Regions from separate parts of the Homo sapiens genome. Here region 1 is linked to region 2. Evidence: chromatin loops called from intact Hi-C (ENCODE). Cell type or tissue: PC-9. All regions are shown on one strand. Each heading gives the region's core, and the rest is flanking DNA. Links, peaks and the distances in the headings are about the cores only.

Region 1 (2,917 bases), core at 191-2,690, 260 kb before region 2:
AGAAACCTGGACATCTCTAACGCTATGAAGAGGATACGTAGTCCATAGCTGGATTTCTGAGCAATTCTTCTTCCCTTTTTTTCATTCCCTTTGTTTATACCCCAGAATTCTCTCCTCTAAACTTTGAAAAATCCTCCTGATTTGAAACGAATCTATTTTATCTGCCTACCACATCTTTTTTCCTCCAAATTGGGTAGCATAACACTCAAGTAATGGCATACTCCTGCCCCACAGGCTAAAAATACCCAAGTAGACAAAGAATGTTCTTCAGTATGAACATCTGATGTTAATATTTTTTTCCCAAATCATTCTTTCAAGGGCAAGTGTGAGTGAAAAGCACTCACATGGTGAGTGGTGCCATGTCACCATGGCATTTCCTTTATCAAGCAAGTCCATCATTCAAATCCTTAATGGGTAATTGTCAGGGGTGGGAGAAGAACTTCTCATACTTTAGTATGCATATGAATATTACCTGGGAATCTCGTTATATTCTGATCCCATGGGTGTGGGCTGGGCCCCAGAGTCAGCATTCCTAACCAGCCCCCAGTTGGTGTCGAGGCTGCTGGTCTGGGAACTATACTTGGGGTAGCACCAACCTATTTTTAAACTATTATTTTTAGTTATTTAAATTCTAAATTGCTTGTTTTGAACTTTTTCCAGTTTACTGAAGATTTTGGAAGGTATGAGATAAATAAGAAAAGATACAAAGGAAAATCCAGTGATCTCAGCCAGCAAAAGCAATAGGAGTGGAAAGGCCATAGGCCAGTGCTGGGTTGGTGAGTTGCAGGTGGATCTGAGAAGGCAGCAGACGCAATGTCTCACCCTGAAGTTCCAAACCCGCCACTGCCCTCCCCACCCTACTCTGTCCTCCTTCCCCATCTGATTCCTGAACTTCATGCCTCAGAGACCCTCTGGGTACCATTACGGGTAAGTTCAGAGGTGAATTGTTAGTTAATGACTGAGCAGGGTTGGGAGCAGGGAGCTGAGAACTAGAAACAAACAGAGGCTAAAAGTTTGAATGAGATATGTGCGAGTTTCTCTGGGAGGCAGGGTGCAAGGACAGAGGAAGGATTGTCAAGAAGGAAAGGAAAAGCACCCACAGTGAAACCTGAAAGAGGCCCAAAACAAAACTCCCCTGATTTCCTCATTGCCTCAGGGCTGGGCCCCAGGTACATTTATTTCTTTTCTAATTACCTACACCTGAGTGAACATAGACAGGTATTTATATCTCAGTGAGCTGTTTAGGTGTGTTTATTTAGGTTTTATTTATAATCCCAGATTAGGTAATTTCCTTTTAAAAATTATAGGTGGACTGTGATGAGAAAGAGCTTTTATCTGATTGTTAGTAAGATCATAGGCGTAAAGAGAATTTTGCTTTTGAAAACTTACAAGGGCTATTGAGTTTTTCAATTAAACAATGTGGCCCTTCTAAGGTTACTAAAGAGAAACCCACATATTCACAATCAACCTCTAAGGCTGTTGAGGTTTCTCAGTTCTTTGAACCTCGAACACTCTGTGTTCCTAAGCCACTAGAGGTGGAAACAAAATAGAGCCGCTTATCACATTTCTTCTATTCCACACCTCAGTATTGTCATCGTCTCCACTTGCCCTTCAGCGGAGGAGATTAATAGATTTCAACAGGACCTTTTGTGGGCTCAGAGGAGCTGGCTCTGCACTTATTTGCCCTCTTTGTGTGGTTGTAAAGTGTTCTGACCAGATGACTCGGCATTGCCAGTAAGAACCCAGCCCCATGCCACAGGGACTCTATGGCCAGAAGCACTGCTTCCTCTGCCTTGTTTCTTGAGATCAGTGAAACAGGAATATTTTCTTGCGAAACCCTGATTCAATAACTGGTGGCTCAGAGCCCACAATAAAATCATGGTAACAGTCTATAAACATCAAAACATTAATCCTTTCCAAGTAGGAGCTGACGAGAATAAGCCTAATTGCAGTAATGACCTGAAGTATAGATGCTGCTCTGCATAAACTCTCACTCCCTGGTGGGAATGTTCCCATGGAACTCTGGGACTGTGCCATGCACACACCTAACTCTAATAATACTAAATCTAAACATGGGCATTCCTGCTGGATGAGCGGACTGATAGTCATTAAAGGCCTAAAAGGTAAAAAATTATTACTACTTTAAATCACTTTCCAAAGACTAAGCATTTTTTAAATTGTTAATGATGGCCCCATTCTCTCATTTAATTTCATTTTTAATTTTTAACTTTAAAAAACACTCCAGTTAGATACAAATATTTTAATTTTTATTTATTAGGGACCATATATTTATGCAATATCCATGTTTGCTACCATAGGCACTTGAGCTGTGATGATTTCACTTTGGTAACTTGAAAATGTATATAATAGATTTTTAAAATTAATTTGTAACAGGAATAAAAATTACCACAGTGTGAGAATTCACAAAGCTCCCTCTCCTTCCCCTTTTTCTATCCTCACTCCACAACTGGCACTAGCTTTTAAAGGGGATGAATTTTTGCATCCTGGATCAGCGCCTGGACTTTTCTTTGGAAAAACAAACAAAGAGAATGGATAAAACTGAAAGAAAATGGAAAACATCCCTTCACTATTCTGGTGGGATTGACCCCATCCCCAACTCCAAAGATGGGCCCTAATTTGTTTATCCAAATAATACACATACACACACACACACACACACACACACACACACACACACACACACACACAGCCCACCTTCTGTGGAGGCCTCAGTCGCTATGACAAGATCCAGTGTTGTTTTCTCCATAGTAATGATGACTTTCCTTGTTTTTTGGTTTGTTTGTTTACTAGAAAAATTAATTCCCTGGAACTGAGGACTTTGGTGTCTTTTTCACTCCTATGCCCAGCACCTAGCACAATGGCACAGCATCTGACACATAGTAAATAATCAATATTG
Region 2 (2,917 bases), core at 229-2,728:
AGCTGCTACTGATCCATGTGTCTCACTGGGATTGAAGAGCCAGGCTTCCTATAAATTATGATGCTTTATTTAAAGTCAGAGCGCTTATTTGCTTTTGTGCCAGCTCTGGGCCCTTTTCATCTCTAGCTATACCGGGCCCAGGAGAGCATACATTCCTACCGCTCTGCTGGCCACCAGCTGTGTCCTCTGTAAATCATAAAACCTCTGAACAAGCTATTCTTTACAAAGGCCAACAACATTTACTGGAAATGATCACTCTGCTATTATTCCATTCACTGAAATTTAAAATAGCAATTTACAACAGCAGCCGAAAACAGAAGAACTGCCTCTCTTAACTCTGTGTGTGTGTGTGTGTGTGTGAGAGAGAGAATGGGAGAGATCTGCATGTATATGGCACACAAAGGGGTACATTTTGTGTGTCACCAAAAAGCCACCATCTTTGCAAATCTAGAAAGGAAACAAGGAATATGAATGTCAGAGAAACCAGACTCAGTTTCACCTTTGGCGGCAGGGTGAATGAGGCTTAAGTTGTTGGTGAACCTCCCTGTTCTTCCTGGAGGTGGCCATGCCCTGCAGGCAGTGTGGGAAGTAGTTCCCACATTCTGGTAGAGAAGCCACAGCATGTGGCTCAGGTTCAGAATGCAATAGGGAAAGCTGAAAGGATGAACTCTGCAGTCATTTCTGAGGAGTAGGAAGGAAGAAAGAATAAACAGTGGCCATCAAATGGAGCACCCTAAGCACCTGAAAGCATGTCTCTGGAGACAGAGGCAGACTCACCTGTTCACAACCAGCTTTGTAGCCGCTTCATCTTGAGCTAACCTAAACCTACCTGAGCCTCAGTTTCCTCATCTATAAAATGGGAGTAATATGGATATTAAATAAGATGTGATTTATGTAAAGTATTTAACATGAGCACTGGCATAAAGAAGCCACTCAGCATATGTACTACGGCGTCCTCATCTTTTAAACTCTCCTGTAACTCACCCAGGTCATAAGCTGAAGAATGGAAGGAGATGCCAAAATGCTATGAATTCCACACTCAGAAATGCAGCTGGCAGCAAGCCCTCCCGCATTCCTCCCAGGTGAAGCAAACTCAGTTATGCGCATCTACACTAATTATCCCACATTGCTGGTGACCAGGCTTACTATAAATGTGGCCTATCTTTCTTTTAGAATCTTAAGGGCTGCAAATTCCAACCTGAGGGACTTCTTTTATTATTTCTATACCCACCACCAATTTCAAATGATATAAAATTTATCTTTCCTAACCCATCCATTGTTTAAAGCAAACATTTCCTCTGACTACTCAATAGTAAAGGCAACTGAGAAATGCAGTTCTAAATCACTGAAGCCTCATCTCTGGACTATTTCAGGGTAAGAAAACCTCATTTCATGTTTTCAGGAACAGCTAACTGAATGCCTGACATTTGTCTAAATTACAAAAGCCAAAATTAAAGCTCCCCAGTACCGTGACAACAGAAATGAGACTCTGCAGCAAGGCTCTGGGGATGCAGATGGACAGAGCAGGTTAAACATGAACTCATCTTTCCAATTCCCATCTGGACCCACCAGTTTTCTTGACAGCACTCAGAGGCTGCCTTCCCACCCTCCCCCATTCCACATTCCAAAGTTCTTATCTTTCAGGGAAGAAAAAAAAAAAAAAGCCCCACAGAGTTACAAGTATTTCAATAACGTGCTTAGAGACCAGCTCTTTTCTGTAAACAAGCCTAATGAAGTGTGACTAATAGTGCTCTCCTCCAGCACAGGGAAGGTAAAAGGGCCTTTGTTAGCACTTACTGGAGCAAAGTCGTCATTTTGCTGGAGCAGAACAAAACTTAGCTGGTTATTGATTGACCAGCCTGCTCGGTGTCACTGCTTTACTGTCTATTTCTATATACTCTGTGTGTAAATACGTGTGTTTACACAGACACTGAGATCGTCTGTATACACACAGTCACACACAGCCAGCTAACCTTTCTCTGCAAACAGGATGAAGTGTTCAAGGCATCTAACTGAAATCTAATTCCTCTCCGATATTTGTATCTCTTCTAGTCCTTGATATCACCTAACATTTCTCTCCATGTTGTTAGTATCATAGTATCATGAACCTCAATTTCAGGGCCTGTAAACCAACCCTCCCCATGGACACTTAATAGTTTCCGAAGTCACTCTGATTTAACCTGACCTGGTTATTACATTCTAGAGGTGATTTTGTTTTTTCATGAATTCAAAATTGCTGCTGTTTCCTTTCCCCATTTCACTGATCAATTCTGAAACTCCTGAAATTTGGCTCCAAATGTTAACTGCTAAATAAATACTTCATGATGACTTAAATTGTCTTCTTCAATTGACGTTTGTCTTAAGTATTAATATACACAGCAGCGATGTTAGCAGGAAGATCTGAAGTTGGCTCTGACTTCTTTCTTGGATGACTGAGGAATTCAAGTCAAAACCTGCTTTCCTTGCGAATCTGAGCACAAATTTCCGTATAAATTATTGACTGCACTTTGGCCTCATCTGAAACATTAGCCCCACAGGCTGATAAGTTCTGACCCCAGGTGGCACATCAGCCCTCTCAGAAGAGGCAGGAACATTAGTGCTTCGCACTGGGGACTAAGGCGTGTGAGCCAATCAATCACACTCTCTGACAGCTTTTACTGCCTCTGTGCATTAGGCCCAAGTCAACCTCCAAGACTCCTATTGTTCGCATTATTCTCTTATTCTCTGGTCTCATGAAGTTAGGGTTAAGTCCAAGGCTTTAGCAAGAGAAAGGCTATTGTTAGTAACTCAGTCTTTATTGACTCTGACCTGCAGGGCAGCCGACTTCAAGCCTTTTCCAGAAAGTAATGCACTGTTAATTGCTGCTCATCATCAGCGTGTGTTTTATACACCTCTCTTCACTGAAAGAAAACCTGAC

What was found. Hi-C counts contacts between places; a loop is a spot of excess contacts. Peaks named below come from ENCODE experiments on the same cell type or tissue, not always from the same donor. Only the 100,000 strongest peaks of a DNase experiment are listed, where the experiment ranks them.
Region 1: it touches region 2 in a loop (7-fold over the local background); 5 of 110 quality-filtered maps call a loop at or near these places.

The regions. Positions count from the first base shown.
Region 1 is chr5:124,400,505-124,403,421 of GRCh38, forward strand. The region is part of intron 3 of LINC01170 (long intergenic non-protein coding RNA 1170); the gene reads right to left. Among named protein-coding and RNA genes, the nearest start is that of LINC01170, 37 kb to the right of the region's middle. RefSeq lists an enhancer at 1,640-1,809 and a cis regulatory region at 1,725. In PC-9, for the core only: no CTCF peak of the experiment used is centred there; DNase peaks (open chromatin) are centred at 1,187 and 1,737; H3K4me3 peaks cover 1,419 bases; H3K27ac peaks cover 2,500 bases.
Region 2 is chr5:124,659,835-124,662,751 of GRCh38, forward strand. The region is part of intron 3 of ZNF608 (zinc finger protein 608); the gene reads right to left. Among named protein-coding and RNA genes, the nearest start is that of ZNF608, 85 kb to the right of the region's middle. RefSeq lists enhancers at 469-1,162, 2,602-2,917. In PC-9, for the core only: no CTCF peak of the experiment used is centred there; DNase peaks (open chromatin) are centred at 587, 1,057, 1,677 and 2,577; H3K4me3 peaks cover 1,106 bases; H3K27ac peaks cover 2,500 bases.